2 separate regions of the Homo sapiens genome follow, and region 1 is linked to region 2. A link is an interaction called in ENCODE POLR2A ChIA-PET data of the cell type or tissue named here. Cell type or tissue: PC-3. All regions are shown on one strand. Links, peaks and the distances in the headings refer to the core of each region. The heading gives the core; the rest is flanking DNA.

Evidence for each region. ChIA-PET counts read pairs that join two places held together with the same protein. Peaks named below come from ENCODE experiments on the same cell type or tissue, not always from the same donor. Only the 100,000 strongest peaks of a DNase experiment are listed, where the experiment ranks them.
Region 1: POLR2A ChIA-PET joins it to region 2 with 5 read pairs; 1 of 35 experiments calls an interaction of 5 or more read pairs at or near these places.

What each region holds. Positions count from the first base shown.
Region 1 is chr4:165,901,459-165,913,706 of GRCh38, forward strand. All of the region lies in intron 1 of TLL1 (tolloid like 1), which reads left to right. Among named protein-coding and RNA genes, the nearest start is that of TLL1, 34 kb to the left of the region's middle. In PC-3, for the core only: no CTCF peak of the experiment used is centred there; no DNase peak of the experiment used is centred there; H3K4me3 peaks cover 467 bases; H3K27ac peaks cover 1,649 bases.
Region 2 is chr4:166,393,509-166,405,756 of GRCh38, forward strand. No RefSeq gene overlaps it. Among named protein-coding and RNA genes, the nearest start is that of TLL1, 530 kb to the left of the region's middle. RefSeq lists an enhancer at 9,701-9,870. In PC-3, for the core only: no CTCF peak of the experiment used is centred there; no DNase peak of the experiment used is centred there; H3K4me3 peaks cover 574 bases; H3K27ac peaks cover 511 bases.

The DNA.
Region 1 (12,248 bases), core at 2,123-10,122, 490 kb before region 2:
AATCCTTTCTGTTTGTTAGTTTTCCTTCTAACAGTCAGGCCCCTCTGCTGGAGGTCTGCTAGATTTTGCTGGAGGTCCACTCCAGACCCTGTTTGCCTGAGTATCACTAGCGGAGGCTGCAGAATAGCAAAGATTGCTGCCTGTTCCTTCCTCTGGAAGCTTTGTCCCAGAGGGGCACCAGCCAGATACCAGCTTGAGCTCTCCTGTATGAGGTGTCTGTTGAACCCTGCTGGGAGGTGACTCCAGTAAGCAGGCACAGTGGTCAGGGACCCACTTGAGGAGGCAGTCTGTTCCTTAGCAGAGCTGGAGTGCTGTTCTGGGAGATCCATGGCTCTCTTCAGAGCTGGCAGGCAGGAACATTTAAGTCTGCTAAAGCTGCAACCACAGCCACCCCTTACCCCAGGTGCTCTGTCCCAGGGAGATGGGAGTTTTATCTATAAGCCCCTGAGTGGGGCTGCTGGCTTTCTTTCAGAGATGCCCTGCCCAGAGAGGAGGAATCTAGAGAGGCAGTCTGGTTACAGTGGCTTTGCCGAGCTGTGGTGGGTTCTGCCGAGTTCGAACTTCTGGGCATGTTTGTTTACACTGTGAGGGGAAAACCGACTACTTAAGCTCAGTAATGGTGGATGCCCCTCCCCCCACGAAGCTTGAGCATCCCAGGTTGACTTTAGACTGCTGTGCTGGCAGCAAGAATTTCAAGCCAGTGGATTTTAGCTTGCTGTGCTCCATGTGGGTGTGATCTGCTGAGCTAGACCACTTGGGTCCCTGGCTTCAGCCCCCTTTCCAGGGGAGTGAACAGTTCTGTCTCACTGGCGTTCCAGGTGCCACCAGGTTATGAAAAAAAAACAAAAAAACAAAAAAACAAAAACAAAACAAAAAACCTCCTGCAGCTAGCTTGGTGTCTGCTCAAATGGCTGCCCAGTTTTGTGCTTGAAACCCAGGGCCCTTGTGGTGTAGGCACCTGAGGGAATCTTCTGATCTGCAGGTAGGCAAAGACTGTGGGAAAAGCACAGTATTTGAGCCAGAATGCACCGTTCCTCACCTCATGGTCCTTCATGACTTCCCTTGGCTAGGGGAGGGAGTTCCCTGACTCCTTCTGCTTCCTGGGTGAGGCGACGCCCCACCCTGCTTTGGCTTGCCTTCCGTGGGCTGCATCCAGTCCCAGTGAGATGAGCTGTGTACCTCAGCTGGAAATGCAGAAATCACCCACCATCTGCATTGATCTTGCTGGGAGCTGTAGACTGGAGCTATTCCTATTAGGCCATCTTCCTAGCCACACACCAAGTATAGTCTTTTCAACAAATGAGGCTGGAACAATTGGATATCTATGTGTAAAACCTACCCCCAAAATGTTGATACATATACAGCACCATATAAATCATTAATTCAAAATGAATCAGACTTAGATGTAAAACCTAAAGTTCTAAAACTTGTTTAAGAAAATATTGGAGAAAATGTTTGTGACTTTCAGTTGGGCAACGATTTAAGATACCAACAACACTGTGCATAATTGATAAATTATACTTCATCAAAATTAAGTTCTGCTCATCAAAATTAATAAGTTCTGCTCATCAAAAGATACTTTTAAGAAAGTGACAATAGGCCGGGTGCGGTGGCTCACACCTGTAATCCCAGCACTGTGGGAGGCTGAGGCACGCAGATCACCTGAGGTCAGGAGTTTGGGGCCAGCCTGGCCAACATGGGGAAACCCCATCTCTAGTAAAATACAAAAATTAGCTGGGTGTGGTGGTGCATGCCCGTGGTCTCAGCTACTCAGGAGGCTGAGGCAGGAGAATGGCTTGAACCCAGGAGGTGGAGGTTGCAGTGAGCCGAGATCGTGCCATTGCACTCCTGCCTGGACAACAGAGCAAGACTCTGTCTCAAAAACAAAACAAAGAAAGTGACAATACTGTATTGTATACTAAAAATTTTTCTAAAAGGGTAGATCTTTTTCTTGTTTTTTTTTTTTTTTTTTGAGACGGAGTCTCACTCTGTCGCCCAGGCTGGGGTGCAGTGGCACAATCTTGGCTCACTGCAACCTGCGCCTCCTGGGTTCAAGCGATTCTTCTGCCTTAGCCACTTGAGTAGCTGGGACTACAGGTGTGTACCACCATGCCCCACTAATTTTTGTATTTTTAGTAGAGACGGGGTTTCACCATATTGATCAGGCTGGTCTCAAACTTCTGACCTTGTGATCTGCCTGCCTCGGCCTCCCAAAGTGCTGGGATTACCGTCGTAAGCCACTGCGCCCAGCAGAGGTTAGATCTTAAGTTCTTATCACACACACACACACACACACACACACACACAAATAATAATAATAAATAATAAGGCAGAAAGACACTTGGTGATCACAAGAGGTTTATGGCACATATTGTGGTATAATCTATGGCATAGGTTTCATGGGTGGATGCTTACTTCCAAATTCATCAAGGGGTATACATAAAATATATAGGGTTTTTTTGGTATAAAAGTAAATAAAATACATTTACCACCATTATATTTCAGGAAAAAATCTCATTTAGTCTTTTTATATTATACGTTTAACAAACGCTAGTTTCTTGTTGCTGATATGTTAGAATTTTGCATATATCTTTTGTTATTTTGTAATTTTTTTTTATATGGCATCTTTTTCAAAAAAGTCTGTATTAATGTTACAGTCGAGTTTTCCTTCATTCTCTATGCTCTGGAGTCTAGAACAGTTAAAATCCATGAAATGTTTCCTAGAAAATGGAAGAACTTGCCTATGAATACAATCTTATATTGATTACTCGGCCAACTACTTGCTCTGAAGTCTAATAAGATTATTACCTCATGATTCCTGGAAAAATGCCATGTTTTCTCATTCATCCATTCCTACCTGTGTTCAGGTCTCTTGGTTTCTAATTTTGTTTCTGTCCCTGTTTGTTTGACTAGTTCAGTCTTGGCATTACACTAGCTCTCTTGGCATTTGTTCTTAGTTCTGTGAAGGTGAATTTGATAAACTTTATCGATATGAAGGGCAGGATATTTTGCCCAAAGTGTGTACCCCTTATAAGCAGGCAGGGAAGAAGGAGGAATTAGAGGAGACAAAATGAAGATGTCAATCATTTGAACCCTTAGATAATTCTATGATAAATTATAAATTGTAGAATATTTTCTGATATGTAGATTTATCTATCAGCTAATTAATTCCTTCTTAATTCATAAAAGCACCATGTTTTGTTTTCCTGTGTAATAACAAATATTTTCTAATTTCACAAATTATTTCAATAAATGAAAATGTGAGCCACGGATTTAAGAAAATCTTTTCAATTCACATCTTTGATGAAGACTTGCATATGCAACCTATAAAGAAGTCTCAAAATCTAATAAGAAAACTAGCAACTTAATAAAAAATAAGCAATGTATTTAAATGGTTTACCAAATATACTTCATCAAAAAGAGAAATTGGACGGAAAATAAGCACATGGAAATAAGCTTAACATCAGCCATGAGGAAAATGCAAATTAAAGCCACAGTGAGATACTTCTTTAACCTATTAGAACGTCTCAGATAGACAGACCATTAGGCAAATGAAGGGCAATTTACAAAATACTGGACCAGTACCCCTCCAAATGCCTGATAATAAATACCAAGTGTTAGTGAAGTAACTGCAGTGCTCATACAATACTGTGGGAGTGTAAAGCAATACAATTTTGGAAGACTATTTGGCAATTCCTAAAGAATTTAAACTTATACCTGCTATGCGATCCAGCTATCCCATTCGTATACATTTACCAAAGAGAAATGAAAGCATATGTCCCTACAAACCTTTATTCACAATAATTTTATACCTAATAGTCCCAAATTGGAAACAACCAAAATGTCCATCCTTAGGTGAATGAGTAAACAAAATGTACATGTTAGAACGTGGATTACTTTATGTTGATTTTATTCAATAAAGCTGTTAAGATTGAAATTCAACTTATGTTGGATTTTAATTGAACAAAAATTTAAATATTTCCCTCATCAGATTAAACTCATATTAAACTTTCCTTTAGCCCTGTATTATAATGTCTTGATTCACAAAGGATTTCGTGTACTAAATTCTTCCTGGTTATTGTGATTTTCTGTTGACTCCTGTTTAGATCTTATCTCCTGGGCCTTATTCACCTCGTCATCTTCTCCTCCTGTTGTCTTCCTGTTTACTGGCATGCCCTGCTTGCACCTCCTCCCTGGAATTACACACACTCCTACTTTTATAGAGGTGAAATTTGGTTGAAATTAGCATCACATACAACTTTGAAGTGAGCATAGAACAATTAAGAGTGATAATGTTGGAACTGGTTAGGATTAGGGGTTGAAGTGAAGAGAAGGTGTCTGAATGTGTTAAAACAAACATTAGGATTCCTAATCTATTTTTGAAAAGCGTCATCGGTTGCTTTTCTGACTCATTTCCCAGTCCCTCACCGTGAGACACCCCACAAATGTCTGCTGAGGCAGATACCATCATTACGTTCTAGGAATGATTCTGCTTGCCTTTTGAGAGTCATAATGGCATAGTTCATTTCTAGGATAGGAGCAGTTTTGTATACATTATAATTCAGGAGTCAGCAAACTAAGGCCCGATGCCTGTTTTGGCAAATAAAAGTTTCATTAAAAAAAGTTTTATTGGAACATAGCTGTGCTCATTCTATTTTGTATTGTCTATGGCTACTTTTATGCTACAACAGCGTATTTGAGTACGTGCAGCCACTATAGATAGTGTGAGCCTCTAGAAAGCCTGAAATATTTATTTTTCGGCCCTTTAAGAAAATGCATGTTAACCTCTTAGTTAATTAAAATTAATAATAACAAACACATAGTATGCACTACGTGCCAGCTTCTTGTCATATGTTAAGTAAAAATATTAGTTCTAATACTCTTAATAACCTTATAAGGTAGATATTGTTCCAATACCAATTTAACATGTGAGGAAACTGAGACATAAAGAGGTTAATCTTCCCTGTCACAAAGTGAAGAAATACAAGGGCTAGGATTTGAACAAAAGTGGCTTGACTCCAAGCCTGGGCTTTTAATAGCTTCTTGTACTGCTGCTCCATTTGGAGAAATAGAGGAAATACAAACTATTTTAATAAACAGTGAAATTATAATATACAACCAACCAGTTTAGTGAAAATCTTGGAAATATTTAAATTATAAGAAAGGAGATAAGATATATTTAATTAATTTGAGATTAATTATTGCAGTTTTTCAGGCTCATCCATGAAAGAATTGTGAGTAGACAATTCTTTTAATATTTGGTTTTATTCACTCTTAGTAAATTGTCTCTTTGAATTAGGCCTGTATCTTAGTGTAGTGATTTTATAGGATAGTAGACTACAGATCCTTTTGTCAGCTTATTTCTCCAGTTTTTTTTTTTTTTTTTTTGGTTCAGTGTCATATCCAAGGAACTGTTCCACCAAGGAATCAGAATCATTTCCAAATTTTTAGTTTCATAACTCTGATTTTTCTTTAAACCTGTTTTATATTTTCTGCATCATTGTAATAGAGAAATCAGTCAACATTTATTTCAGTAATTGTTTGCAACTAAAACATGTGAAACAAAACAGGCTCAAGAGATTCTGACAGCTTGCTTATTTTTCTTGAAACTTCAGTTTGTGTTTTTGACATACATATATCAATGGTCTCAAAAAAGTTTAAAAATTAAGAACATACAGTTTTGTGTTTGTCCTCATGAAGATTACACTTGTGACCCCAGTTTAGCATGAACAAATATTTAAGAGTATGTCATAGTAATGTTTTTGTTAAAAGACTGTCTTTGGACTCAAGCCATATTTTTTTTTGTTTTTTAGGGCCATAGTAGACATTTCTTTTAACATGGGAAGCATGATTTTGCTCATCATGATACATTGAATCCAAATAGCCTGTTCATTGAATCCAAATAGCCACAATGGCTACAAAAATGTGTGTATTTTATTTTACTAGGTATGTGTGGAATATGTGAGGAATTAAAAGGGTAGCTTGTAAAAGGCATCTTGTCCTGCAAAGAGAGTATGTCTGGTCAGGAGTAACACAGTAAGTATACAGATTAGTTTAATAAAACGTAGAGTAAGATTAATTTAATGCAAGCCTTTTTTTTTTTTTTTGAGACGGAGTTTTGATCTTGTTGCCCAGGCTAGAGTGCAATGGCATGATCTTGGCTCACCGCAACCTCTGCCTCCCAGGTTCAAACGATTCTCCTGTCTCAGCCTCCCGAGTAGCTGGGATTACAGGCACGCAACACCACGCCCGTCTAATTTTGTGTTTTTAGTAGAGACAGGTTTTCACCATGTTGGCCAGGCCAGTCTCGAACTCCTGACCTCAAGTGATCCACCCGCCTTGGCCTCCCAAAGTGCTGGGATTGCAGGCGTGAGCCACCACTTCTGGCCTTGTAAGACACTTTTATAAACTTCTGATAAGCAGCATTCTAATATTGAAATACCTGTTCATTATATCAATTGATAAAAAGTATTACAAATGTTTCCAACAAACACTGCTATAGGCCTGTAAAGGAAGAGATACTCTTTACCAGTTCACCACGGAAGTGCTTCACAATAGGTGTGAGCTGGGTTTTGAGTAGACAGGAAGGATGAGATTACAATGAATACTAAATATTTCTCTGGCACTTGATGTTTTTCAAAGCAATTTCAAATATGTAATTTGATTTTACAGCAACTTGATAGAATAAGTAGTAATTGTTATTCTCATTTTAAAAATAATTTGACATTTAGAAGAGTTAAATGACTTTCTTACACAGCTGGTAAGTGGTGGAGGTGCTACTTATACTCCGGTCTTCCAACTCCAGATCATCTAAGTTTTGCATTGTAGCACCCCTTAAATAGAAGGATGGGTCAGGCACAGTGGCTCATGCCTGTCATCCCAGCACTTTGGGAGGCCAAGGCAGGAGGATCACTTGAGCCCAGGAGTTCAAGACCAGCCTGGGCAACATGGCAGAAACCCCATCTGTACTAAAAATTATCCAGGTGCGGTGACATTTGCCTGTAGTCCCAGCTACTCAGGAGACTGAGGTGAGAGGATCACCTGAGCCTGGAAGTGAAAGGCTGTAGTGAGCCATGGTTGTACTGTACTCCAGCAGCCTGGGTGACAGAGTGAGACCCTGTCTCAAAAAAAAAAAAAAAAAAAGGGAAGCGTGGAAAACACTAAACTAATAGCAGTCTGCATGGAATTCAGGTAAAGGAGGTTGGAGATACAGAGTCAGAGAGGGACTCAACTTTTAGCTTTTTAAATGGCTGAGAAAATACCTGTGATGGGAAGGGGTAGGTCAAGCACAGAGGCAGGAGAGACTGTGAGTAAACCCTTGCAGTAATCCAGGCCAGGCATGGTTGTGGCACAGGCCAAAGTGTTAGTTATGGAGGGAAGTATATGGATTCTGGATGTATTTTGAAGGTAGAGCCAACTGGATATGTTGATGAACTGATTGTAGGGCTTGAAGAGGAGGAAACAAGAATGGCTCATGCCTGTAATCCCAGCACTTTAGGAGGCCGAGGCAGGCTGATCACTTGAGGTCAGGAGTTTGAGACCAACCTGGCCAACATGGTGAAACCCCATCTCTACTAAGAATACAAAAATTAGCCGGGTGTGCCTATAATCCCATCTACTCGGGAGGCTGAGGCAGGACAACCACTTGAACCCAGAAGGCAGAGGTTTCAGTGAGCAGAGATCGTGCCACTGCACTCCAGTCTGGGTGACAGAGTAAGACTCCGTCTCAAAAAAAAAGAAAAAAGAAAAGAACGGCTCCAAAGTTTAAAACTTGAGCAACTGGAAGTATAAAATTATGGTTGAATGAGATGGGAAACAACTAAGAAATGAGGAGGCCAGGGTTGACTTAGACCTGTAGAGTTGAGATGCCAATTAAACATTCAAACGGTAAGTTCAAGTAGGCAAGTGGACACAGATTTAAAGTTCAGAGGAGAGTCATGAATTTAGAAGCCGTCAGAATGCAGGTGATGTTTGTAGTGGTAAGATTAGGTGGCATCACTAGGGGAATGATTGTAGATAAAGAAAAGAGTTCCAAGGACTTAGGTCTGGGACATTTCAGCGTTTTGAGTTCTTGGAGATGAGGAGGAACCAGTAAGGAGCCCGATACTTATGCAGTTGCTTTAGAATGAGCTGAAGTGAGGCCACTGAATGTGGGAAAAGCTATAAGGGTTTGTTGAAACATAACTTCAAAGCAACCTAGTGAGTTTTGTCTGTAGACCATGCTGTGGGCCTCATGGTATGATAGGCATTGAATTGTTCAAGAAAAGTCCATAATAAAACACTATAGTGATCAAACATTTTTATTTATGGGATTAAGCCGTTACTTAGTTCTCATAACAGCAGAGTGAGAAGTAAGTAACAGGGATCATTACCCTCATTTTTAACATAAAGAAACTGAGACTAGAGGTGAGAGGGTTACATGTAGTTTTGCAAGTAATAGTAGCACAGTTTTTTTCCCCAAATACCTACTGACAAAGATCTTTATAAATTTCTAGAATGATATATTTTATAAGCAGGAAACAGAGGCCAGAAGAAACTAGAGAAAAGGAGCTGCCATTAAGGAAAATAAGAGAACACTTGGAACCCAAACAGAAGCATGATCTACAAGGACAGGAGGAATCACGCTGTGGTGAAAAGCACTAGCTGAGAATCAGGAAACTTGGATACCAGTCCTGGCTGTTTCACTTTCGGAAAGCCTGGAAGCCAGTTTCTTAAGGCTTAGTGTGTTTCTGAGAACATGACTTTCTTACAGGATGGATTTGTAAGCTCATTAAAAAGGCCTGGGAGGATGCCTAGATACAGGAGTAACTTCTTGGGAGCAGATGAGCTTAGAGGGGGCAACAAATGGAGGGTTTTTTACTTTCCTCTTCATTATTATTTGAATTATTAATAATGTGTATGTGCTACATTTTTTTAGTTTCATCAAAAATTGAAAATGGGAAAAACTGTAAGACAGAATTCAATTAAGCAATTTCTAGACACCAGTAGAAAAATGTGGCTCATATCCATTGATTCCTAAATCTTAATTTCTTCTGCTATAAAATTAGGGAATTTTCAAGAGTCCCTAAAACCAATTCCATCTCTGGCATCTTGTCATCCTATGTAGAGCCACACATTTCAAGATGTGGGGCCCTTTTGTAACTAGTGTATAGAAGACAATCTTTGCACTGATGTTTTCATGAAAATCAGTTAACTGAAATGCTCTGATAACACTATAAGGCTAAAACTGGAATTTGCACCAGTACTAAGTAATTTAATAAAACAATGCATTATGTCAAATAACTACGCCCATCACTTGAATTAGTTAATGTTGTTATAGCCCATTATCCAATTTTACACATGAGAACACTGGGGCTTATCAAGATTAAGTAACATGCCCATGATTATATAGCTGCCAAGTGATGAAACCCAAGCCTGAGTACTATGCCTAAAATCTTTGTTTGTTGATAGACACATAATATTGGTACATATTTGTGGGGTACATGTGATATTTTGTTACATGAATAGAATGTGTAATGATCAAGTTGGGGCATTTAGGATATCCATCACTTTGAGCATTTATCATTTCTATGTGTGGAGAGCATTTCAAGTCCTCATTTCTAGCTATTTTGAGATATATAATGTGTTATTATTATCTATAGTCACCCTACTCTACTATCAAACACTAGAACTTATTCCTTCTATCTAACTGTGTTTTGTTGCCCATTAACCAATCTCTATTCATCCCTCTCACACCCACGTTCTTCCCAGTCTCTGATAATTATTATTCTACTCTCTACCTCCATAAGATCAACTTTTTTTTAGCTCCCGCATGTGAGTGAGTACATGCAATATTTGTCTTTCTGGGCTGGACTTATTACACTTAACATAATGATCTCCAGTTCCATCCATGTTGCTGCAAATGATGTGATTTCATTCTTTTTTATGGCTGAATAGTATTTCATCGTGTATATATACCACATTTTCCTTATCCATTCATGCATTAAGGAACACTTAGGTTGATTCATATCTTTGATGATGAGAATAGTCTAAGCCTAAAATCGTAATCACTAAATACATCTGCTGTCTCAGTCTTTTTGGTGGTAAACGACTTCCTTGATATAGGAAAGCAGTGATTTATTTTGGTTTACAAAGAGAGAAACCAGAATCTGCTTGATTTTTGTCAAGTGCCCTCATTTCTGAACCCCCTTTTTTTAATTTTCAAGTTAACTTTTTTAGTTAACTAAGTAAACTGCTCAATGTTCTTCCTGTGTCTCGTATTGATATAACCCTACCTTCATGTATTTCATTCATAAAATGCATTGCCCCAGCTTGAATGTTTCTGAAACCCAAATGTCTTGTAATTAATGGGTCTGTTTAATGTGACAGTATTTCTTCGTGCTACAGGAAAAATTAAGTCAATGGTGTTTTTTTGTTTTGTTTTGTTTCGTTTTTTGAGACAGAGTCTCGCTCTGTCGCCTAGGCTGGAGTGCAGTGGCATGATCTTGGCTCACTGCAAGCTCTGCCTCCCGGGTTCACGCCATTCTCCTGCCTCAGCCTCCCGAGTAGCTGGGACTACAGGCACCCGCCACCATGCCCGGCTAATTTTTTGTATTTTTAGTAGAGACGAGGTTTCACCATGTTAGCCAGGATGGTCTCGATCTCCTGACCTCATGATCTGTCTGCCTCGGCCTCCCAAAGTAATGGTGTTCTTAAACATGGTGTTGTCCCTGGAGCCAGAAAATAAGACAATAGTCTTTCTGTTGGAAGCACTGTTGCCTTGTTCAACAATCTAGGGACCCATACACCTAGTTTCCTGACTGCGTTCCTGGTCTTAACACACTGTGTTATTCAGATGTCCAGCTTGAGTGTCTGACTTCCACTTCTGTCTTCATTGTCAGCCACGGAGCCCTCTCAGATCTGATCCACTCCTTTGTTGCTTCCTACTTTTCATTCTAAAACTTGATTTGGTTTGCTTACGGTTCTGGTTTCCTACTCAGTGTCCGTGACCCATGTGAACAGCTCTCAAACCTGCCAGAGTATTAGAAGCACCTGGAGAAATTTCTTAAAATTAAAGACTCTAAAGTACACATCAGAAGTGCAAAACCAGTTGCTTGGATTGGAATCTGGAAATCTACATTGAAAAGAGCGCTTTCAGGCACAGCCTGATTAGAATCCCTGCCCATGTGATAGCTTTACTGGAAGCAGGTTGCCAAGTCGATTTCCTCCTCGTTCCATAGTTGTTCAATAGAATGTGAGAAGTTAGGGACTCCGGTATCGTTCTGTCAGGGTATCTTGATTAGGAACTTTTTTATTGAGAGATAATTATAACAAGACTGCATTCTATTCCCTTAAAAAAAGTATCTGTTTATACTTACTGTTGTGTAAACACATCATAGAAAATTACATTTGAAATTACATTTCCCATAGAGGTGCTTATCTTACCATAGAAAGAAAAAAAAAAAGCTTTTGGATTGAGCTGTTTTCTTTTTCTCATTTTTCTTCTTTAATCAAATATAAAATACCTTAATTATGCATTGGAGTTCACCAGCAAATATTTGAAAAAATCATCACCATGCCACATGAACTATGAAGCAATTACGTGTTTATTCCAAGCAGTTTTTGAAATAAGAGATTTCGGCCAATTTCCCAATGGATACTTTTCTTATTTAAATAACAAGTCCAGATCATTGACTTAAAAAAACACCAACAAAACTCCCTTAGTACATGATAGTTTGTTATAATTAAAGTCTTCTGTGAAAATGAAATTATTTATGCTTATTAACTCAATGAATCTTTAATACATGTCTCTGAAATTCTAAGAATCTCAATAGGTTCTGGAAACATAGTTTATATCCTTATGTTGCTGAATGTTGTCTGATTTTATTGTGAGAGAAGGCCTTCTCAGAGCTGAGTGTTTTTGTTTGGTATCTCATACTGTTTCTCAGAGACAGCATATATATGTTAGTTTTTGAAATACGGTTTAATTAGAAAGAACTCTTAAACCAAATCAATGATATGTAGCTTACTCACTTGAGAAATTCAGGGCAAAGCTGATCCTTTTTAGGTATGAAGGTCTAGTTGAAAATATGTAAGTGCTGTGTTGCAAAACAGAATCCTATATCACTGAGCCTTTCCATTCTGCATATTGCCCTTAATTTGCTGTTATACAATTTAACAGCTGTCTCTTAATAGCCATTTAAACTGAGATACTATGTAAGACAGTTATATTTTAGTTTATAATTATTTATAGCATCCACTGGGGAAGT
Region 2 (12,248 bases), core at 2,788-10,787:
TCCCTTACTTGCTTAATTATGTTCATGTTTTTCCCTATATTTTGAATATGTGGTATGTATTTGTAATTGCTCTTTCAATGTCTTTATCTGACAATTCTGTCATTTATTCTTATGTATCTACTAATTAATATTCTCTTGATTATGGATTATATTTAGTTTATTTGCATGCCTGATCACTTTTGTTAGATGTCACATTTTGTGATTTGTATTTTTTGATGATATATTTGTATTTCTTCAAAGAGTGTTGGGCTTTTACTGCAATGTAGTTGAGTTACTTGGACTCAGTTTGGAACGTTAAGGCTTACTTTTCAACTTTGTTAGGGTAAATCCAGAGCAGTTTTTAGCTTGGGGCTAATTTCTCCTCACTGTGAAGGCAATACCCTTTGAGGACTCTACTTCTACTTGATACTCCATGTAGTAGGAGGTCTTTCCATCTTACTGATGAGAACATAAAAAGTCAATAAGTCCAATAAGTCTGTGTGAGCTCTTGGGAATTTTCCACCTACTTTCTGGCAGTAACTTTTTTGTTTTATGTCTTCCATATAGTTTCCTCACAACATGGACAGATCAGCAGCCAGCTAATCACTTGTATAGACTCCCTACATATACATGAGGGTTTTTCTCTCTCTCTTTCTGTGTGTACATGTGTGGCAACCAGGGGCTGCAGCAGAGGGAATGGGGGGATACTGGCCAAAGGGTAGAAAGTTGCAGTTACAAGTAAGTTTATTGCCATGCTGTTTACAACAGGAAAGACATGGAATCAACCTTGGTATCCATTAATGGTGGATTGAATAAAGAAAATGTGGCACATGTACACCACAGAATACCATGCAGCAATAAAAAAGAACGAAATCATATCATTTGCAGCAACATGGATGGAGCTGGAGGCCATAATCCGAAGTGAACTAATGCAAGAACAGAAAACCAAATAAATACTGTATTGACTTATGTTCAACATGCAGGTCTATCTTATAAGTAGAGGCAAAACATTGAGCACACATGGACATAAACATGGGAACAGTAGATACTGCAGACTGTTAGAGGGGGAAGGGAGAGAAGAGGGTATAGGTTGAAAAACTACCTATTGGCTACTCTGCTCACTACCTGGGTGCAATATACTCATGTAATAAACCTGAATATGTATCTAAATAAAAGTTGAATTGAAAAAAATGATGAGTAAGTTCAGGAGTAAGTAGAGCATGATGACTACAGTTAATAATACTGTATTGTATACTTGGAAGTTGCTGAGAGAGTAGGTTTTAAGTACTGTCGCCACACACACAAGGTAACAATGTGAGATGATATGTTAACAAGCTTGATTGTAATTATTTCATAATGTGTGTGTATAGCAAAAGATTATGTCGTGCACTGTAAAATACACAATTTTATTTGTGAATTATATCTCAATAAAGCTGAAAATAAAAAAAGAAAGACAACTACATCCATTCAATACCTGAATTAAAAGGTAAAGCAGATTTAAGAACTATATGTACTCTATTTTTAGCATACTTGGATTACACTTTAGGATAGCATAATGATCAAAATGTAACAATTTTTTTCTCAGTTCTTGTTTTCAAATCTTGATCCAGTCTTCATCATGAGTATGTAAAAAGAATAAAGTCTACTTTTTCCTTTTCTCTCATCTCCAAAATGCTAGTAAAAATAGTTCTGTGAAAATTAAATGACAATGTACATTAATCACCTTACATAGATCTTGGCAAAGCAATTTCCAAATAAACGCGAGCTACTACTAAATGGGCAGCCCTTAACATATTTGGCGCTAAATTCTTACTATAGATGTCAAATTGGCATTTGTGTGCAGTTTCTCTTTGGCTTATGGGTTCCTTAGACTCAACAGCATAAAGCAACAACACTGGTAATTCAACAGATATTTCAGCCATGGAATGGCTGTGCTTCCAAAGTTAACTGAAGTAGTTAAATCTCAGCCAGAATGAAAAAGAGAATTTTATTACTGTCCTAATTGCTGGCCTTATATGAAAGTCAGTGATAGGACTTACAGATTGTAGATAGAAACATACTTCTATATGTGACTTTTCCCCATTCTCTGAACTGAATATTAGCATTTCTGCCTTTGATTTCCCACCGCTTGCTATTTGCAACACATTTTGTTTTCCCAAGTAAATAAGACTCTCTGGTGGCACCTTGAAGAGAATTCAAGGAAGAAATAGAGTTAAACAAGTTAGCAATTATGATTAAATTAAATCTATATTACACATTGATTAATTTGTGTTCAGTTCACAGTTTTTCTTTAAACATTATTTGCCTTTTTGTTGTCATTTGTGAGAAAATGCTTAAGGTTTAAGCACATGAATGACAAATTTTCTTAACATTTCAGTAAGTGCTCAATCATTTTAAGATGTAAGTTCTGCCAACTATTGTCAGCAGCAAATTGTACACCTTTTAATATCACAGCATGGTTCATATTTTCTATGATCAATTAAACTCTAAGAGTATATAAACTTAATTATACCAAAACTAACTTTTACATATGGAGCTCTTTGACAAGAAACCTGTGAAGGGTTTGAGGTTTACCAGACAACCTGGCATACCAGTTGAATGTCAGTATTCCATGGTTTATAACTTTAATTTTATTCAGAGTTTACAAAATAATATTTACTTGAAAATATCAAATTTGGATATTTTTTGGTAACTGTTGAAAATTTGTTCATCATGTGACGCAAATTATTTTTTCCTTTGTATTTATCCACATAGTAACTTTCTTTTGAATCTAGTGATACATAATAAAATAAAAATGGAATGGGTCCCTGTAGTAAATAATAAAACTTATGTTCTTGATGGTTTCAATTTTGTCTTCATCACTGGAAAACACATTTTTATTAACTAATACGTATGTGGTATTAAATGTATTTATTTCTTCCCATTAAAATATTAATTCTAATGTTTTCAAATGATTTCACATTACATACAACCCCAAATCAATTTGAAATTAAATTTGTTTTGCTTTTAATTTCCGAATTCAAGGGTAAATCAGTTTAAGAACTATTTGTAATCTATTTAAAAATAGAATTTTATAAATTACATATAGTAGACATGTTTTACTATATATAGACTATCATATTAAAGAAGACTGTATTATTTCACACTACTTCTGAAACTGAATTAACAAATTTTTTTTTCTTCAGAAAAAACCTAGATGTGAAGATAGAAAGCAAAAGGTTAAAATAATACCCTCGTGGTTTTCTTTTTTTTTTTTTTTGAAATGTAAGTCTTTCCAAAACCTATTTTATTTTATTTATTATTTTTTAATTTTATTATTATTATACTTTAAGTTTTAGGGTACATGTGCACAATGTGCAGGTTTGTTACATGTGTATACATGTGCCATTTTGCTGTGCTGCACCCATTAACTGGTCATTTAGCATTAGGTATATCTCCTAATGCTATCCCTCCCTGCTCCCCACACCCCACAACAGTCTCCAGTGTGTGATGTTCCCCCTTCCTGTGTCCGTGTGTTCTCATTGTTCAATTCCCACCTATGACTGAGAACATGCGGTGTTTGGTTTTTTGTCCTTGCGATAGTTTGCTGAGAATATTGGTTTCCAGCTTCATCTATGTCCCTACAAAGGACATGAACTCATCATTTTTTATGGCTGCATAGTATTCCATGGTGTATATGTGCCACATTTTCTTAATCCAGTCTATCATTGTTGGACATTTGGGTTGGTTCCAAGTCTTTGCTATTGTGAACAGCACCGCAATAAACATACGTGTGCATGTGTCTTTATAGCAGCATGATTTATAATCCTTTGGGTATATACCCAGTAATGGGATGGCTGGGTCAAATGGTATTTCTAGTTCTAGATCCCTGAGGAATCGCCACACTGACTTCCACAATGGTTGAACTAGTTTACAGTCCCACCAGCAGTGTAAAAGTGTTCCTATTTCTCCACATCCTCTCCAGCACCTGTTGTTTCCTGACTTTTTAATGATTGCCATTCTAACTGGTGTGAGATGGTATCTCATTGTGGTTTTGATTTGCATTTCTCTGATGGCCAGTGATGATGAGCATTTTTTCATGTGTCTTTTGGCTGCATAAATGTCTTCTTTTGAGAAGTGTCTGTTCATATCCTTCGCCCACTTTTTGATAGGTTTTTTTTTTCTTGTAAATTTCTTTGAGTTCATTGTAGATTCTGGATATTAGCCCTTTGTCAGATGAGTAGGTTGCAAAAATTTTCTCCCATTCTGTAGGTTGCCTGTTCACTCTGATGGTAGTTTCTTTTGCTGTGCAGAAGCTCTTTAGTTTAATTAGATCCCATTTGTCAATTTTGGTTTTTGTTGCCATTGCTTTTGGTGTTTTAGACATGAAGTCCTTGCCCATGCCTATGTCCTGAATGGTATTGCCTAGGTTTTCTTCTAGGGTTTTTATGGTTTTAGGTCTAACATTTAAGTCTTTAATCCATCTTGAATTAATTTTTGTATAAGGTGTAAGGAAGGGATCCAGTTTCAGCCATCAGTTGTTTTCTACATATACAGATAGACAGAAAAATAGAAAGGTAAATGATAGACAGATAGGTAGGTAGGTTGATCAATAGATGTATTTGCTGTTGTTTGGTTTTGTTTAGTACCCGTAGTAAGAATTATGTTTTGTACCAGGACATGGACACACACACCCCCCCCACACACACACACAGACACACATTGGTACACACACATAACAAAATTTTAAAAAATAATCTTTATCCATTTTATAAGGAGTGTGATAGGAAGAATAGTGGACATCAAAGGTTTCCATGTCCTAGTCACCAATACCTGTAAATAGGTTACATGGCAAAGGAGAATTAAGTTTGCACATGGAAATTAATTTGCTAATCAGCTGACTTGAAAATAGTGAGATTATCATGGATTATTCAAGTGGATCCAATGAAATCAGAAATCCTTAAATGTGGAAGAGTCACAGTCAGAGAGGGAGATGTGATAAAAGACTTAGTTAGAAGTGATTCCCACCACAGCTCTGAAATTGAGACTTCAAGACCTTCAGTCAAAGATGGCAGAGTGTGAGATTTTACCCAGTTGTTTTCCTGGGGGGACAGAGATAATTAAAAGTAGTGAATCTACATCAGAATTAGTTGTAAGCTATTCACAGTCCAGGTTTCCAGCCTCAACTCCAGAGACTGAAATTTAGTACATCACAGTGAGCCTAAACATTGTTTTGAGTTTTTGATTTCGTTGTTGCTCTTGTTTTTCAACTCTTCATGTGATTTTGATGTAACCAAGTTTGGGAAATACAGAATTAAAACACTCGTGATTCCCAAAGGACGATGGCAGTGAGGGGTGCAGTGACGTGAAAAATGGGCATACCAAAATCACCTGGGAAATTTTTTCCTAATTTCATCTGATTCTTCATCTACACCTAGTAACTCTGTGTAATATAGTGATATCACTTCAGAAATTTGGGAATAATTTAAAGATTTGTGTAATTGGATAAAGATCCCCAGGTAAGTTTCACTATCCCTCACTGCTTTTACAACAATTGAACTACAGATTTGGTAGAACTAAGGAGAAAACCCTTTAAAAAATGTTTAATGAAGGTTTTTTGTTTTTTTTTTTTTAAAATGCACTAGACATTAGTGAAACCAAAATGGGGAGATAGCATAAGGGACTGACAAAGACTCTAAGAAGGGAGCCAAATGAGGGAAGCTGGGAGGACAGCCACGTTCAATATGCCTGTATGTATCATGTCATAGTTATGACAGGAATTGTGAGGCACTTTAGGAAGCTTTGGTGATTCCTTTTGAAATGTAGCAAGGTCTGCAACACCCTCCCTACCCCAATCATTCAAAAGTTGCAAAGGGCTAGGTTAAAACAAGGAATGGCAGGCAATGGAAGACTGATCTTAGGTTTTTATAAGAGAAAGCATTGACATTAGGATAATTATTTTATGGCTCATCTTGATGAAACATCAGCAGTACATTTAAGTCTGTTTTATGCATTAGACTTCTTGTTGTAAAAGGGATTATGATGACTTAAGTAAAGATTGCATATCGTACCTCATTCAGAGGTGCTTTAGAAAGAAGACTAAGGTTAGCTGATTTGTTCATAAATGTTTACTTGAGCTGGGATCGCAATATAAAGCCCTTTATGAGAATAACTTCTTACGTACGTAAAAATGCATTGTAAGGTGTCACTGTTATTTCGAATTCCCAGTTACGTAACTAGGAGAAAGGTATATTTCAAAATACAAGGGACTACACTGCCAAACATTTTTTGAACCAATTTTGAAAAGATTATTTCCTCCAACTAGTATATTTTAACCTGAATTTCTGTCATTGTCAGGCTGTCATGCTTCCTCAGGCCACTCCATTAGGTCACAGAGACCGTATCTTACATATGATGTGGTAAATTATGTAGGGGTAACATATGACTCCCCAAAACCAGTTGCTTGCAACAACAAAGGCTTGTATTTTGCTCATAACACAGAACACAGTCCACTGTGACTCAGGTGTGGCCCTGCTGCATGTCATCTTCATTTTGGGACCAAGCTTTTCTCATCAACCTCTTCCTAGAATATCACCAGTCATCATATCATTGTGGAATAAGAAAAGGATGGAAAAATGCATCTATACATATGTATATATATGTGTGTGTGTGTATATATATATATGGAGAGATAGATACACACACATATACAAATATACACACATAGATACACAAACTTGTATGGGTGTGTGTGCATGTGTAGCGTATGTAATAAAAAGTCATTTTAAGAATGTAACAAAATTATAGTTTCATGTTGTATAAAGAAGCAAATAGAGACTAAATGTGTCTTAAATCAGTGATGTGCTGGAGCCAGGTTGCAATGGCTTATGAGAGCTGATTATTGACACCTTTTCCCAACTCCATATTTATCCAGAGACAGCACATTGGTAGCTTGAAAGCAGCCAGGTGGGAGCACTTACAATGCAACACTGCAAATCAGGGCTGGCTGGGATCTCTTTTCCCTGCGGCATACCACTGCTTAAATGTAGCAAACATACAGCTAAATGATAGTCCTCAGAGTAGAGTACAGGGGTTAGAAGTTTTCTTAACACTATGAAGGAGTTAGGATCTGAAGATCGTCAGGGCTGAGCCACAGGCAGAAATCATCAGGCTGTCACTTTAGCTTGTGTATGCTGCAAAGGAGACGGGAGCAGAAAACTGTTGTCTTTCAGGACAAAAGTCTAGCTGCACCACCTGGTTAGCTGCAAACACAAATCAAATAACTAAATTTACTTTTCTAGCTCCTTGCACACGATGTTTACACAAGGAACCTCAATGGACTCATATATTTTAAAATGTTTATTCTTGATATATGGGGTTCTTTCTACGCACCACCTGCTTACATTCTGCAATGAAGTTAATGATCCTTTTAAATCCAGGATAGAACAGAGACCTGATACAAATTTACTCATGGTACATTTGTTTTTGTAATGTTTTCTTTTTAAAAAATGTCATGACTATTTGCCTGAGAATGTATTTCTTACATTAAGCTTATTCATAGACTTTACCAGAATTGTATAATAAATGCTTTAAAATTCATTTCAAGTGGATTTATACTCATATCTGTGTATATGTAGGTCTTGTCCTCATACGTAGCATCAGCAACAGCAGAAAGAAAATATATTAAAAAGCTATATTTTAAATTATTAAAATTTTATATAATTTAAGTTATCCAAATTATAATAACTTTTTCTAAATATTTTCACACCAAAACTCTTCCTTAGAGGTAACTATATTAAAAGCTTTTATGCATCTAAGACTTTTGTTTCTTAAAGCAATATCATATTGATGCTAATACACAAGTAGGTAGCATTTAGATGGACAAGAACATATATTTTTTTTTAGAAAAGGCGATCATTCAATGCATATTTTCTGAAGTGTTTTAAAATTAACAATAGCTATCACATACTCTTTTTAATATATAAATATTCATTTTTATAGATATTAATTTATTGATGATTATTACTTATTGGGCTGTTTCAAAACATTGGAATCTTAAACAGAGTTGCAGAAATATTCTTTATGCACATAGGTTTGTATGTATATATATCTTTGCATACTCATGCTAATGTATCTGTAGGAAAAATTCTTGATAGTCCTATTAGTGAAAAATTAAAATAAGTATGGATTGAATTAATTTGTATAGTTAATTAATCCTGTTCTATGTATCAGTTGTTCACACATATTAAAAAGGATTCATGCAAACTGCAGGTACAAATTCACTGCTTAGCATGTCCTTCTCACACTTCAAAGGCATAAATCTCATATACAAATGTGTATTATTTGATAAAATGGTCATAAAATTTCCATGATAAAAATAGTATATATTTTTAGAGATGACAGAGAAGCACTACTGTATTCCCTGCTGAAACAAATGTAGAAAATATAGGTTCATTCGGGGGTCACCATTGACAAGTGCTTTACTTCACTTGATCTTAGGCAAAAGGCTGAGAAGTGATAATTGCCTTGCTTAAGTCCTAAATATTTATCAATTTTTTTGGAGGAAACCTGACCTAAATTGGAGCAGGAAGAAAATAATACACTTTGCAAAGTATTGCACTTATAGTCTTTTCCACATCTTTAAATAATATATTAAAAAAGTTAACGTAGTTTAGGCCAGGTAGCTCATTTAGAGTATAAACCATCTTAAATATTGAGGGATGTTTCAGTTTCAATGTTTATGTGTGGGGCAGAGGGCAGCTATGAACATTTCACATACACTAGTAAAAGCAGAGATTTTTTAAATGACAAATTAATTATTTTAGGAACTAAGCTCATGGGAGTATGATAATTTTTTCAAAGTGGATGTTAAGTCTGGATAAAATATTTTTCTGTTTTGTTGCCTTGTGTTTATCTTAAATTGAATGTAACTTCTAAAGATAAATTAAAGGACTTGCTACTTTAACTAATGATATTTAAATTAAAACAACTTCATCAAAGCATTCAAATTGGAAAGGGAGAAATACAATTATGTCTGCTCACAGATAACATGATCTTATATGTAAAAAATTTTAAAGATTCCACACAGAAACTAAATTATTTAATTTAGTAAATTAAATTACTATTTAGTAAATGAATTTAGCTAAGTCATAGGATACAAAATCAGTGCATAGAAATCAGTTGTGTTTCTATAAACTAACATGAACATTTCAAAAGTAAAATTAAGAAAACAATTTCATTTACAGTAACATCAAAAATAATAAAAATTCTGGCCGGGAGCAGTGGCTCACGCCTGTAACCCCAGCACCTTGGAAGCCAAGGCGGGCAGATCACCAGGAGATCGAGACCATCCTGGCTAACACGGTGAAACCCCATCTCTACTGAAAACACAAAAAATTAGCCGGGCGTGGTGGCGGGCACCTGTAGTCCCAGTTACTCAGGAGGCTGAGGCAGGAGAATGGCATGAACCCAGGAGGTGGAGCTTGCAGTGAGCCGAGATCACACCACTGCACTCCAGCCTGGGCGACAGAGTGAGACACCGTCTCAAAAATGAATAGATAGATGATAGTTAATAAAAATTCTTAGGAATAAGTCTAACCAAGAAAAGGAAAGACTTATATGCTGAAAATTCCAAAATTTTGGCCAAAGTAATTAAAGAAGACACCAATAAATGAAAAGATATTCCACATTTATGATTTAGAAAATTTAATATTGTTAAGGTGTCAGTACTAATCAAAGTGATCTACATATTCAGTATAATCTCTACCAAACAATGTTTGTGTGTGTGTGTGTTTTGTTTTTTGTTTTTTGCAGAAACAGAAAAATGCGTCCTAAAATTCACCTGAAATCTCAAGGGACACCAAATACCTAAAACAATCTTGAAAAAGAAGGTGTCACACACACAATTATGAAAAATAAGAATAAATTTGGAGGTTTCACATTTCCTGATTTCAAAACTTATTGTAAATCTACAGCAATCAAAACAGAGTAGTGGGGCAGGCATAAAGGCTTCCATATAGACCAATGAAATAGAATAGATATTCCAGAAATATACCCTCACATACATGGTCAAGTGATTTTAAACTTGGGTGCCAAGACCATTCAATGGAGGAAAAGACAGTCTTTGTAACAAGCGGTGCAGGAAAACTGAATAGCTATATGTAAACGAATAAAGTTGGACCCTTACTTACCCCACACTCAAAATTAAATCAAAATTGATTAAAGGGTAAATGTAAGGGCTTAGACTATAAACTCTTAGAAGAAAACATAGGATAAAAGTTTAGGACACTGAATTTGACAATAATGTCTTAAACTTGACACCAAAAGCACAGGCAACAAAGCAAGAAAATTAACAAATTGAACCACAGAAAAATTAAAATTTCCATACATCCCAGGGCACCATCAACAGAGTGAAAAGGCAACTCAAAGAATGGGAGAAAATATTTGCAAAGGACACATCTGACAATGGGTTAATATTGAGAGTATAAAACTAACTACAATTTAAAAAACAACAAAAATGGACAATACAATTTTTAAAAAATGGGTAAAGAACTTGAATAGATATTTGTCTAAAGAAGATAAACAAATCACCAATAAACACATGAAAAGATGCTCAATATCACTAATCATTAGCAAAATGCTAATTGAAACCACAATGAGATATGACCTCACACCCATTAGAATAGCTACTCTAAACAAAGGAACTAACAAAAAACACCAAAAAGAAATCAAGTAAGCAAACAAACAAAAAAACCCAGAAAATAATTGTTGGTGGGAAGTGGAGAAATTGTACCCTTTGTGCAGTGCAGGTGGGAATGTAAAACCATGTAGTCACTATAGGAAAAGTAAAAGGAAGTTCCTTAAATAATTAAAAATAGAATTACCATAAGATCAGGCAATTTTACTTCTGGGTATATATCCAAAAGGGATGAAAATAAGGACTGAAAGAGATTTGTAAACCCTTGTTCATAATAACATTATCCAAGTGTCAATCAATAGGTATAGGTAAACAAAATTTGGTATATATGTACAATGGGATATTATTCAGTCTTAAAAGAAATTTTGACACATACTACAACATACATGAATTTTAAGGACAGTGTGCTAAGTGAAATAAGCCAGTCATAAAGACATAAATGCTGTATGATTCCACTTATAAGCAGCACCTAGAGTAGTTAAATTAATAGGGGCAAAAAGTAGAATATTGGTGGCCAGGGACTAGAGAGACAAAGGTTGGGAAGTTGTTGTTTAATAGGTAAAAGTTGTATTTTTCCAAGATGAAGAGTTCTGTGGATGAATGCTAGTGATGATAGCAAAACAATGTGAATGCCACCAAACTATACTTAATGCCACCAAACTATACATTTGAAGATAGTTAAGGTGGTACATTTTATGTTCTATGTATTTTATCACAATTAAAAATTTTTAAATAGCAGTATGATCATAAAATTTTAATTGATATTGAATTCCTAATATTCTAAGGAAATTACATATTTAGTATATGTGAGGAAAAATAAAACTGTCCCCCCTCATTAAAAAAAGTACTAAATTATTATATTTTGTAATATTAGTATTAATAAGAAAACAAAATGAAGAGATGGGTTTTAATTTAAAATTTAATAACTTGTACATTAGAAGAAGAATCTAAGAGTTTTGGAGTGAGTTTATATTAGGCTTCTTATAGTTTTACAAACTTATATACCATTAACTTTCCCTGGAATACATTTTTCAAAAATCTATGTTAAATACTCACTGCTATTTTGAAACTTGTTGTGTGTGTCGTAGTACCTGAAATGTGAAAGATGGTAAATATTCCCTCCCCTTAAAAAACAACAAGGTTGTAGCACAAAATAAAGTTAAGTTTACATTTTTAAAAGGAATAAATGTATTAATTGCTCTTAGCTACATTCAGATGTAAAAATTTGGTACGAACAAAAATATGTATGTTCTCTAAAGTTCAATTTCCCTGTCTATATTAATTATTATTATCTTTGGTGTCCAACAATGTGCTTATAGTTTTAAGCATATCTGAATTCTGTATTTTAAAAAGCACTAACAAGATTCTGTTCTCAATCAATGTCTTCATAGATAAGTTAATTCACAACTTTTTGAGCACTTATGTAGTCTAAAAATAATCATCTTTCTTAATTGAAATACTCACCTGATTTTATTATTCATTTGTAATGTAAGAACTTAAACTGCTATGCATAATTATTAGAGTGGATATTTCTGGTCTATCTGTATTGTTTATAGTTAGCAGAACTGAATTTTGTGGATTTATGAGGCACCCT